Linked DNA regions of Homo sapiens: region 1 is linked to region 2. A link is a contact called in ENCODE Hi-C or POLR2A ChIA-PET data. All regions are on one chromosome and are shown on one strand. Each heading gives the region's core, a stretch centred on a gene start or an enhancer-like site at or near the end of the contact. The rest is flanking DNA. Distances are from core to core; before and after follow the strand shown.

Region 1 (6,110 bases), core at 1-2,500, 2.3 Mb before region 2:
CCCACAAGAACATCAGCACCAGAGATGCTCGGTCCCCGGGCTGATCTGATGGTGGGGACCACGCACTGTCACTCGGCTGCCGGTCCGGTCCCAGTGTTGGCCTGGGACTATCAGTGCTGCAGCAGGAAGTTGGTGGCGACATTGAGGTCATTGTTTGAAGCTCTCAGGGCTTCCAAAGCATCACCTCTGGAAAATCCCATCTCCATGAGCCGGGCGACCTGCAGGCAGAGAAAACGCAGAAACCTGAGGGCGCTGACATTGCCGCTTATCCCTGGGCCCCAAATGTTCTTCATGTGAGCCTTGTGGCAAAGGTCAAAACTGTTTACAAAAAAACCAATTTTCATTTCAATATGGAATCTGATACTTAAAAGTTATACCAGGTACAAATTTTTCAATGTTCACTATGTGTAGCCAATATATATGCATGATCGCACATAACCCTCATTCTACAGACAAGGACACAGGGCTTCTGAGGGTAAAGTGGCCTACTGGGACCAGGCCTTGGAAGCAGGTCGGCATGAGCTGCCCAGGCTCACTGCGAGGACACACGACTCAGCGTCGTTTGATTCCCTATGGTGGTGACCCATGCTCAGCCCTGGCATCGCACTCCTGGCATCACTGCCACGCTCGGCCCTGGCATCACACTCCTGGCGTCACTGCCACGCTCAGCCCTGGCATCACACTCCTGGCGTCACTGCCACGCTCAGCCCTGGCATCACACTCCTGGCGTCACTGCCATGCTCGGCCCTGGCATCGCACTCCTGGCGTCACTGCCACAGAACTGCCTGCCTTTGGGTGCTCAGACTACTTTGACAGCTGTGCCACTTGCAGCCTGGGGCTTACGCAGGCAGCAAAGTGGGGCTGAGCCTGGGGCAGCAACTGAGGAAGGAGGCAGTGAAAGCCACCAGAAGCAGGGAGGAACAAGCATGCATTGTTTTTGACCACAAATCCTGATTCTGTGAATACGGAGATTTCCTGTACTTTTCTCTACAGGCAGTCTCCAGTATTGAAATTGGCAATGTTACTAAAGCTTATTTGCAACCTTTTTTCCCAATTAAGAATATATTACAAAAATATTCATGGCCCCAGATTGCCACAGGAATACATTTTTTTTGTACTTATATTAAAATAAACTGCACTTGCAGTAACACCTCATCAAAGTCAACAGTCTTGTACATGTTGAGTTTTTTAGCCACTTGCGCATTAAAGAGGCTTTTGTGGGTTCACCTGAGGACTTAGTCAGAGTTTCCAATTTTTCTTTCCGAAAGAGAGCGAGCTACTTGGTGCTACATGGTGGAAAGAGAAGGGGCCCAGTATCACCACCCCTTCCTCTGCTCAGGGGACTCAGTGGGTGTGAATGGGGACTATGGCATGGGGTGGCTGGAGGAGGGGCCGGGCATGGGCCTGGGCATGTGGCTCCAGAAAGCCTGCTGTTCTTCCTCTCTATCCCACTTCACCCGCAGCCTAGTGGCTAACTCTGGATATTCTGAGCAAAATTAACCTAAGGACTCAGCAAGGTGAGGAAGAAGGTGCAGAGAGTAGAGAGGCAGGTGGGGGAGGGAACCTCCCAGTGACCACCCAGGCCCAGACACCCAGACCCTCCTCCCCCAAAAGCCTTAGGGAAGAGTTGAGGGCCAACAGGGACACGCAGTGGACACTGCTCAGAAGCTGGAGTCCAGCCAGGGCTTTTCCAAACGGGGGGTGCCGCCCATGTCATGGGACCACTCAGTGGGTGAGGACTAGGCTTACAAATGCACGCAGTGAGCGTGCTCCTCCCCGGAACGTTGCTTTCAACCCTTAGCACGGGGACTGACGCACAGCCCTGGCTAGGAAGCCAAGAAGGGCTGCCAGGTGTCTTCCAAATGCCTTGCGGTGGGGAGGGCTGTCCTGGAGCAGCAAGATGCCCAGCACCTGGGACACTATGGCGCCCTCAGGTGATTCATGCTCAGCTGCCCAGGGCTGGTGGACAGCGTAGAGCAAAGGCAGAAACCTTCTAGTTTGTTTTCCCACCAGAGGAGAGAGTGTCGTAGATAAAAAAAACAAAAAACAAAAAACAGTAGCTAACAAAACTAGAATTGAAAAGAATTCATTTGGTTGGCTGGAAAATGATCAGATGGAATTTAACAGAGATATGTACTGTCCTAGACTTAAAAGGTCAGGCAGGATTTGAGAGACCTGACTCGAGAGCATTTTATGTGAAAATTCCTGAGTGTTTTCAGCAGGCCCAGCTTAACTGGCCACACCAGTGATGCAGCTCCTTACACAAGAGCGTGCACAGGCACACACACACACATGCACACTACTAATGCATCATATGCACATCAGCTGTGGCTGAGTGCCCTGGCCTCACTGCCAGGTGGCTGAGAATGCTGCCACCCTGGTGTTCTGCCCCTCACAAGCTGCCATCCACACAATGCCACAGCTCTTGATTTTGCCCTTTGAAGTAACCGAGAACAACCCTATTCTCTTTTCCTACATAAAGCACTTTGCGGGTGTGACAGCCCTCTCCTTCCTCCCTCAACCCACTGGCTTTTCTCGGCCCCCACCCAGGCCTGTGGGTACCGTGGCTTGTTCTGCTGTGTTGCTGTCTCTGCCCTCTGCCCTGAGCCTGATGACTCCTCTTCCCCTGGTGGGTCTTGGGGCCCCTGCCTTTTTCCATGTCTCCCAGACTAGAAGGCCCCCAGAGCGAAGTCCTCATTGCCCCACTGCCTTCTGTCCTGGGCTCCCTGCAGCTGTGTCTGTGGGGTGATAGCTTCTCCCCACCACTGTGAACTCCCAGTATGAGGGCTGTGGCTGCCTTTGCTCATTCCTGTGTTTCAGGATCCAGTTCCTTTCAGCCCATCCCCTCCCATTTGTGCACACCGTCTCAGAACACCGCGCCCAGAACTGAGTGTGACACCACGGGTGTGGTCTCACCAGGGCAGTGAGGCCACTGCCCTCCAACAGTCTGGGCCCTTAGCTTCAATGAGAGCAGAGGAATGCATTAGTAGTGTGCATATGTGTTGTGTGTGCCTGTGCATGCACTTGTGTAAGGAGCTGCATCACTGGTGTGGCCAGTTAAGCTGGGCCTGCTGAAAACACTCAGGAATTTTCACATAAAATGCTGTCAAGTCAGGTCTCTCAAATCCTACCTGACCTTTTAAGTCTAGGACTCTACATATCTCTGTTAAATTCCATCTGATCATTTTCCAGTCAACCAAAATGAATTATTTTCAATTCTCATTTTGTTATCTACTGTTAATCATCTCCCTCAAACTTGTATCATGCCTAAATTTGATTAGTAAACCTCTACAACTTTGTTCAAGTTATTATTGATGAAAATGTCAAACACGTCAGGTCAAAGAGCCCAGAACTCTGTGTTCAAGGGGTTAATCAACATTTTTAATCAGTTTCAAACCCACTTCATTGCACTATCATTATCCATTCTGCATGTCACCAACATCTCTCATAAGCTGATGAGATGTTGTCAAAGGTCTTGGTGATCTCTTGCCAACAGGATTGGTTTGGTGTCCTAGACCACAGCTGTCTTTTCAACGTTCACAAACCATCTATTTGATAATAATCTGTTTAAGCTTTTGCCAGATGTGAAACTTCAATTCTGCCACTTGGTTCTCAGAATTCACACTTTCCTTTTCCTTAGGAACATTTTCAAGCTAAGTGTTCCTCCCTGTGCTTTCTCAAGCCTCCATCAGGTTGTGCAGGGAGAGGGGCTGGAGGACTCAGGCTGGATATGTGTCATGTGGAAGGAAAACTCTCTCTGATCAAGGTGGTCTTTCCAATCTTGGGTGGAAATAACCTGTATGATGTTCCCTCCAGTTAAGGACCATTGTCATTGGTGGAGATAACTCAGGCCAAACGGGAGCTGGCCTGCCTTCCTTCCACCTACTATCCACCACCATGATGCCATGGCCCCCAAACAACTTGGCCACTCTTAATGACGTTTATTTAAACGGCTTGGAAAAGCTACCTTTACTACTACCTGTAGTACTTCAAGTGCAGCTGAGGACTGGCTGCTTCTTTGCACCCAGCCAGCACAAACGAATCCATTTGCTGTCCACACTCAGCAATTTGGAGATCTGGCAAATGACGATTCATAATCTGGAGTGATGAAGTGTGACTTTAGGCCACAGCTCCACCTGGCACTTGAGCTCTCCCTCCACTGATGATACATTTGGTTTGGAATCCACAGGATGCTGATAATGGGCTGGCTACACACAGGTCACCAACACAGGGCAGCAGCATGGACTGCATGCAGGCCCTGCCCTGGAGAGGGAAGAACCCCTTAGGTCTGGGATGGCTGGGCTGGGTTGTAAGTCACGTAGGTGACATCCTAGAGTAAGAACGAAAGCTTTCTATGTACACGAGACTTCCTTCTGAGTTCATTCTCTCAGACATGAACGACATGTGCCGCGGTGCTGGTTTTGACAACTAAGACTGGCTTTTCACAGGTCTTGGCAGAAGAGAGCGTCTGCTGTCACAGCTTGCAGCGGGCTCGCTCTTCATCCTCTGCGGGGCAGATCATGCCCCTTTAGCCAAAGCTGGCTTCAGAGCTTTAAGTGATTTTTATGGGTGAGAAGACAAGTGTGACAGGAGAACTTTCACTGCCCACTGACCTGTTATTTTCACCAGATTAAAAACTATTGCTAAGTAGCAATAATGTTAGCACAGTTCTTTAAAAAGAATAAACAATTACACTAAGAAAGGGCACCTGAAGGTTTCCCATAGTGTCCAAAACTAAACATCCATGGCAAACTGAAACTGCATGCTTGGGCTTGGGTATGCGATGACAACCAGCCAGCAAGGACGAGAAGGGTCAGGGGATAGGTGTTCCGATGGGTGCTTACCCAATACTCCCCAGTGGAGGGGTGCAGTGCAGTGCTCACAGCCGTGCAAGTTAGCCAAGTGGCCCCTGCTGTCCTTTCTTTATGTAGTTTCAGAGGTTCACCATATAGACAGTAAGAACTGGAGCAAAAACTAGCAGCACAGAGAACAGTTGTCTGTAGGGCTCTTTGGTGGACACTAACAATTACTGCTGTGGCTCTCACTATTCCTCTGCTCAGAGAAGCCCAGCACGCCCAGTCCCCACACATCTCATTACGGTCTCTCCTGGGAAAGCTTACTCGGCATGTGAAGCATCAACTCCTGTGCTCAAATTACAGAAAGACGAAATTGAGGCCTGCGCAGACGTGCAGTCAGGTAAGCAAAACACACGTTAAGCATTCCTAATCTGAAAATTCAAAATCGAAAATGCTCCAGAATTTGAAACTTTTTGAGTACCAACATGGCAGTACAAATGGCAAGTTCCACACCTGACCTCATGTGATGGGCTGCAGTCAAAATGCAGGCCACAACATGTAGTTTATTCAGTGTCTCCAAGGGAAAAGAGACCCTCTCACCCTCCTTCAGCTGTGACATGCCTTTTCTGCACATGCCCCGACTCCCCCACGCAAGCACATGCCAGTGGGCAGGTTCCCCACAATGACCTGCATGGGGCCAAAACCCACGTGCGTCACTCACTGTGCTTTTTTGCTTACTTTCTGCTCTGTGTTATAAAAATGTTGTTAAAATATCTAAAAGGTGTGCAGATACCCTCTGGGTAACAGTGATAAGAAAAAGATTTATGTTTATCTATAGCACAGAAAGTCAAGCTGTTGGAGAAAGTGGAGAGCAGTGTAAGTGTGAAACGTCTTACAGGAGAGTATGGTGTTGGAGTGACCACCATATAGGATCTGAAGAAACAGAAGGATAAACTGTTGAAGTTCTGTGCTAAAAGTGATAAACAGAAATTAATGAAAAATAGAGAAACACTGCATAAAGCTAAAAATGAAGATCCTGATCATGTACCGAGGATGGATCCCTTGGTGTTGCAGTGAACACCTGCCACTTAATGCTATGTGGGTCAGGAAACAAGCAAGGATCTATCAGGATGAGGAACTGAAAATGAAAAGGAACTATGAATATTCAACATGTTGGCTGCAGAAATTTAAGAAAAAACATGAAACCAAATTTTTTAATGTGGTGACAAAGCATCATGAAGCAGCAAAGAAATTCATTGGTGAGTTTGCCAAGGTCATTGCTGACAAAAATCTGATGCCAGAACAAGTCTATAA
Region 2 (6,202 bases), core at 1,404-3,903:
AAGACTATGTAAACCAAAGACGGTTCAGGTTCCAGTCTGCATTCCTCACTGGCTGATATTACATTTCTCAGCTCCTCTGCCACTCCAGCCTTCCACCCTTGGAAGCAAAATGCTAGATGGCTTACAAAACAGAGCTCGAACATGGAGCGACTACGGCGCTGAGCTTGTCTGGAGGGCCCAACAACAGGCAACGACAACACTAAGGAAACATCCTATGTCAGGCTAACGGGCGTTCTCTGAGGCAGAACTTGATAGAATGGGTTTCTGTAGATTGTGCCCTTTCTTTAATTAACTCAGTATTTAAGAGATGCCATTCAAGTCAGACCAAAGGTCTAAATCAGAACTGACCTTTCTGAAGCTGGCACAAGTTTTGTCTTTGTTTTGGGCTCTATGAAGGGTGAGGGGATGGAGGAGCCCAGGGGTGAGAATAAGCCAGTGGGTGGAGTTTCCCGCTGCTTAGCGGCTCCTTGAGGGGCCCATTCCATAGACATACACAGAGGGCCTCCTGCATGCCTCCCATGTGGGTCTCCTCACGCTCCTTCTCTCTGCCCCCCTGCACTGAAAGGACTCTGCAGGGCCCAGAACTTCAGGCTTCCTCATCTTGGTGCCTGCCTCCCGGGAGAAGCCACGGCTGCCTTCCTGATTGATAACACAGCGCTGACAAGACAAGTGCTGCTTTGGGTTCCAGTGGTCACAACCAAGCTATTCTTATGCTCCCCTCCTCATTGTTTCCACTCGTTCCTAATTGCACTTACGCAGAGGGCTCCAGAAGCAGTAAACAGACGGCCTTCTCCTATACTCACAATTAGCTAGAAGAATCCAGGTCAAGCTTTTCCAACCTGCAGCCCATGGGTGGCATGTGGCCCAGGACAGCTTTGAATGCAGCCCAACACAAATACTTAAACTTTCTTAAAACATTATGAGTTTGTTTTATTTTTTTAACATGTCAGCTATTGTTAGTGTTAGTGTATTTTATGTGTAGTTCAAAACAATTCTTCCTCTTCCAGTGTGGCCCAGGGAAGCCAAAAGATTGGACACCCCTGGTATGTGGTCTGTGATGCTCCCAACTAAGCAGATGTCATCTAGCATTAGTTTTAAGGCGTCAGGCCAGGTGTAGTGGCTCACACCTTGAGCCCAGGGGGGTTTCAAGGCTACAGTGAACTATGATGGCACCACTGCACTCCAGCCAGGACATCAGAGCAAGACCCTGTCTGTAAGGCGGGGGGAGCGGGGGAGCCAAACTAAGGGTGGGGCATTGTGGGGACTGCTCTTACTTCTAACACAATAACTATGAAATGAGTGAACTTCTGGGTTCTAGTCCTAATTGTGCCATCAGCTCTCGCATTCTTCACCTCCACCTCCATCCCCACTACATGCCCCAACCATACTGAATTTCATAAGAGCCCCAAATATACATCCCCACCTCCATTTGCACTGTCCCTCAATGTGTGAAGAGCCACTTACTACCTCACAGAGCAGAGCGCTCTATCTCTGACCCGGGCAGTTAATAATTACAACTTTCAAATTTCCTATCTTATTCGATGGGGAAAAGCCAACAGCAGTCACCCAGTGGGGGCTAGAGAACAACATTCCCATCTTAGGAGTCATAAGAATCAGAGAGAAGAAGTTTCGCCAAGTCCCTCCAGCTTCAACTCACCTGGCAACTAGTAACAAGCTAGTAAGGTTTAGGAGAAGGCCCGACTCCAAATCCCCTGTTCATTACAGGATTTGGAAATCTCGTTTTCTTGTGGCTTATGTTAATTAAACTTAAACCTATCTTTTAGAGCAAAACAAAACAAATACACTTACTCTTTCAAATATTGGCCTTCCAAATATTTGAATGGAGCTCCTGGGTGCCCTCCAGGGCTGCGCATCTCACACTTTAAAGTGTGTGGATAAGTCACCTGGGGGCTTGTGAAACTGCAGATTGGGATCCAGCAGTTCTGGGAGGGAGCGGGTGTAACAGACCCTGTCTACACTGCAGGAAACCCAGCCTCTACCTCCTCCCAAACCACTTTCAGAGGTCAAAAAAATTATGCAGTCTTTCGAATTAAATTGAAGACTTGCCACCTCCTTTTTATTTCATGTTCCCAGGCACTTACAAAAGTACCTGACTTACCTCAAGCACCGAATAAATCCTGTCGAATATGTCTGACAGAAGGAGGCAGAAACGGTCAAATTAAATACCTCCCCTTCCTCATCCCAGCCCCTTCCTTGGTTTAGAAAGGGCATCTGCTTCTGCCACGTCACTAAACTTATCTGAATATCGCCGTCATCATCTGTAAATTGGGAATAAAAATGACTCCTTTTGGGGCACTGGAGACATCAAACTGCGAGAAGACCATAAGCGTGGAAATGCTTAGCAAATGTCATGAGCGCCCCTCAAGTAAACCAGAACCAAACAAAGCAAAAACTAAAAAAAAATATGGACACATGGCAGTTGCCAAAACACTGTGTACTCACTTAAGTGAGGCAGGAAAAATGCTTCTACCGAAAAGAACACGGTGCAGGAAGAGCTCATTAGGCCTTCCCGAAGGGAACGCAGTAGCTTGCTGCTCGCCCGCAGGGCCGTGGGACCGCGCCGGGCGTCCTTTGCCGCCCTCTGCTGGACGGAACCCCCCACCCGCGCCCGCGTGTCTGGTCACAGCGCGCCGGCAGCGCCCAGGGGACCTGCGTCCTCAGCCAGCCGGTTATGTAACACCAGACTGCATCCAGAGCAGGCTTGCGAAGAGGAAATCACTGAGTTCATGACGCATCGATTCAAGCTGATAAGAGGAGGGGAGGGCAAGAAAATATTGTGTCTTTCCAACGTTCGAGGTGCTAATGAATTTAATCTGCAGAGGAGCCCTAAAAAGCAAGGAGGGTCATTCTTGTTTTGTGGCGGAGCAAAGTGAGGCTCAGGGGGGACTGGATAAATTACCGAGGGGAACATGGCTTACTGAGTGGCCCGACCAGGTTTTGAATTAGGGCCATTTTGATTACAGATACCAGGTTTCTATACCTGAGTCTGCCGTTAATTAGCTATGGGAGCGGGACCCACCCACTTAGCCGTGTGGGGTCCTGGTGTTCTTTGTTTGCGGAGAGAGGGGTTGATGGAGGTGACCCTGAAGGTTCATTTCAGCTCTCACATTCTGAGCCAAGCCTTTTTTTTTTTTTTTCATGTGCCGTTGTTGTGTAGAAATAAATTGTTGGATAATCCCCCCGCCCACCCCCGGCGGTGGAACCACACATTTCTCATCAAGCAAGACAGCACCAAGCATGCCAGGGGCCCTGCCAAAGGCTACCTGGCTTCCATCCTCTCCAAAATGATCTACAGGCTTAGAGCTGTGGTCTCTGAACAAACTTTCATGTTTTAAAGATCCTACCATGGGTGAAATATATCAAAGGGTCAGCCTTGCCTGCCCAAGATACGTCATTTATGTTGCAGAGAAAGGAATATTACAAATTAAGCATGTTTATCCTATGCTCATCAGGGTCCAGGAGAGAGAGATGCACATTTGTACATTCTCCAGGGTGAGTCCCTGAGGTTCCACTTAATGAGCTGGTGGGGTCATTTATCCCTTATTAAGCAGACTAACTCTCAATCTGAACCTTCCCTCAAAAAGTTTTAGTTTGATTCCTCTCTGATATAAAGAGAGTGGACACTTTAGTCTTGTCTAGTCTGGATACTGACTTACAACATGCTTCTGCTTCATTGGAAACTTCAGCTCAGGAAATACTTTAAGGTTCCCCCTCTCCACCTCTTGTGGGGCTATGAAGCATCTCTCCCTCTCAATTTAACTGGAAATTTCAAAGTTTAAAAATGCACACACTGGAAAGCACCGTAGACATTATATGATATAATTCTCTTATTTTATGGCTGTCAATCAGGGCTATTTGTTCACTAAGGACATTTCTCTAGAAACAATAAAAAGATGACTGAGCATCTTCTCCCAGACTTTGGATGGTACCTTACATGCATTGGCAGGAAGCCACAAAGAAAGCTGAGTCAGCGCAGAATCAGGGCAGCCAACAGAAAGTTAGGATTCAGCCTGTTTATCACATTCGCCAGCTAAAAAAAGTCAGGTCTAGGGCCAAAAATACATGAGCCCCTTTCCCAGAGCTCTTCCCCTAGAAAAATATCACACCTTGAGAGCTACTCTGGTCTCATGGAAACACCATACCTCGCATTACCTAAGAAGGCCCAAGCGACGTCCATCTCTAAAAAGATGATAAAATACCCATCAAGCCTCCTTAGTCAGAGGCAGCCACGTTGCAGCCAGAGACCGAATCTGGCAGGGTTTCCAGACTTATAGTACACGCCAAGCATAATTTAATGTGAGTATGATAAACAGTGATGGATCACTGACAGTCTGCGATGCTGTCAGGGCAAGGGTTCCCCACCATTCTGATATTGCAGCAAGATACCAGGAGGCCAGCTCCATCCCCCGAATGCTGTCATGCTAGCCCAGAGAAAACTCCTATTCCTATTCACTTCAAAATAATAACAATAATAATCATTTCTCTTTATTTTTGGTCCCCTTCACCATTTTCTCTGTTAACTTAGAACCTCTGTGGTTTGACTTTTATATCATACCATCCAGAGAAGAAACTATGTAAGAATCAAGTTGGGCCAACAGGCAGTGTTTCTTCTTCAGCTGAGGAATGTGCAGCCCCCGAGGGCTTGGGCAGGAGAGGACAGGAGGGATTGTCACGAAGTCCCAGGATGAACTTGGCCCATGTTCCAGGAGCACTTTTTTTTTTTTTTTTTTTCTGATACAGAGTTTCCCTCTTGTCACCCAGACTGGAGTGCAATGGCACAAGCTAAGCTCACTGCAACCTCTGCCTCCCAGGTTCAAGCGATCCTCCCGCCTCAGTCTCCCAAGTAGCTGGAATTACAGGCGCCCGCCACCATGCCCAGCTAGTTTTTGTATTTTTAGTAGAGATGGGGTTTCACCATGTTGGCCAAGCTGGTCTCGAACCCCTGACCTCAGGTGATCCACCTGCCTTGGCATCCCAAAGTGCTGGGATTACAGGCGTGAGCCACTGCACCTGGCCCCAGGAGCACATTTATAACTCACAGCTTTTGGGGGGTGAGGAAGGGAGAGATGACACAGAAATATTATGAAGTAGCAAGTAAATTTTGCATGGGTTTTTAGGATGAAACACAATATTCTAAAATGTTGTTTAATTTTTTTAACATTTCCTTTACATTTTAAACAAAATTTCTTGTTTGTACCTGGTTGCTTCAAGCTTTGGCCTCTAACCTCTTGGGGGCCCACATATGGAAAATATAAGATTAGATATTATGATAGTTAATATTGAGTGTTAACTTGACTGAAGGATGCAAAGTAGTGTTCCCGAGTGTGTCTGTGAGGGCGTTGCCAAAGGAGATTAACATTTGAGTCACTGGACTGGGAAAGGCAGACCCATCCTCAACCTAGGTGGGCACCATCTAATCAGCTTCCAGCAAGGCTAGAATATAAGCTGGCAGAAGAACGTGGGAAGACTAGACTGGCTTAGTTTTCTGGCCTACATCTTTCTCTCGTGCTGGATACTTCTTGCCCTCGAACATCGAACTCCAAGTTCTTCAGCTTTGGGGCTGAAACTGGCTTCCTTGCTCCTCAGCTTGCAGATGGCCTACTGTGGGACCTCACCTTGTGACGGTGTGAGTCAATACTCCCTGATAAATTCCCCTTTATATATACAGCTATCCTATTAGTTCTGTCCCTCTAGAGAACCCTAATACAGATATTTAATCCTACCTATTTTTTTGCCTTGGAAAGATAGTTACTACTACTACCACTTCTACTTCTACTACTAATTACTATTCTTACCACAATTACCACTACAAATTCTACCACTAAATTTCCTGTTAAATTGTCTGAGAGTCATACTACTACTACTACTATGTGCTCCCTTTCTCTCCTGTTTTAAAAATCGGAAAAGACCCCAGTCTCCAGAGAGACAGGACCACTGCTAGGTTCTGCAGAGCCTGAAAATACAGTGCTTTCCTTGACTTCCCGCCTAAAGAAATATCTATTTAAGAAGTACTAATGGCTAAAAATAGTAAGAAATAATAACAACACAGAGTATTTGCTGACATGGTGGCCATCAGTGTTCTCAAGCTTGTGCAAACTCACCCCAGATGCCCCACGCTAACATTCACAGGACATGCTGGGGCACATAGACGAGGCTGTACGTGGCCAGTGGCCTTGGCATG

What was found. A loop is a pair of places that touch in the nucleus more often than their neighbours do. ChIA-PET counts read pairs that join two places held with the same protein, here RNA polymerase II (POLR2A).
Region 1: a loop to region 2 is called in a map of sciatic nerve, with 21 times the contacts of the local background. The contact joins two enhancer-like sites. A Hi-C loop is called at or near these places in 1 of 168 maps with a recorded cell type or tissue (sciatic nerve). POLR2A ChIA-PET finds 5 or more read pairs at or near these places in 1 of 52 experiments (activated T-cell).

Annotation. Positions count from the first base shown.
Region 1 is chr13:99,379,336-99,385,445 of GRCh38, reverse strand. UBAC2 (UBA domain containing 2) reads right to left here. Exons shown (of 9, transcript NM_001144072.2): 9 at 1-218. The coding sequence ends at 111. Among named protein-coding and RNA genes, the nearest start is that of MIR623, 26 kb to the right of the region's middle. RefSeq lists an enhancer at 1-89 and a silencer at 1,817-2,111. Within about 2 kb of position 1,250, at least 4 of the 41 ENCODE cell types and tissues checked have a DNase peak (open chromatin) inside an H3K27ac peak, as active enhancers do.
Region 2 is chr13:97,106,487-97,112,688 of GRCh38, reverse strand. No RefSeq gene overlaps it. Among named protein-coding and RNA genes, the nearest start is that of LINC00456, 70 kb to the left of the region's middle. RefSeq lists a silencer at 2,507-2,686. Within about 2 kb of position 2,653, at least 10 of the 41 ENCODE cell types and tissues checked have a DNase peak (open chromatin) inside an H3K27ac peak, as active enhancers do.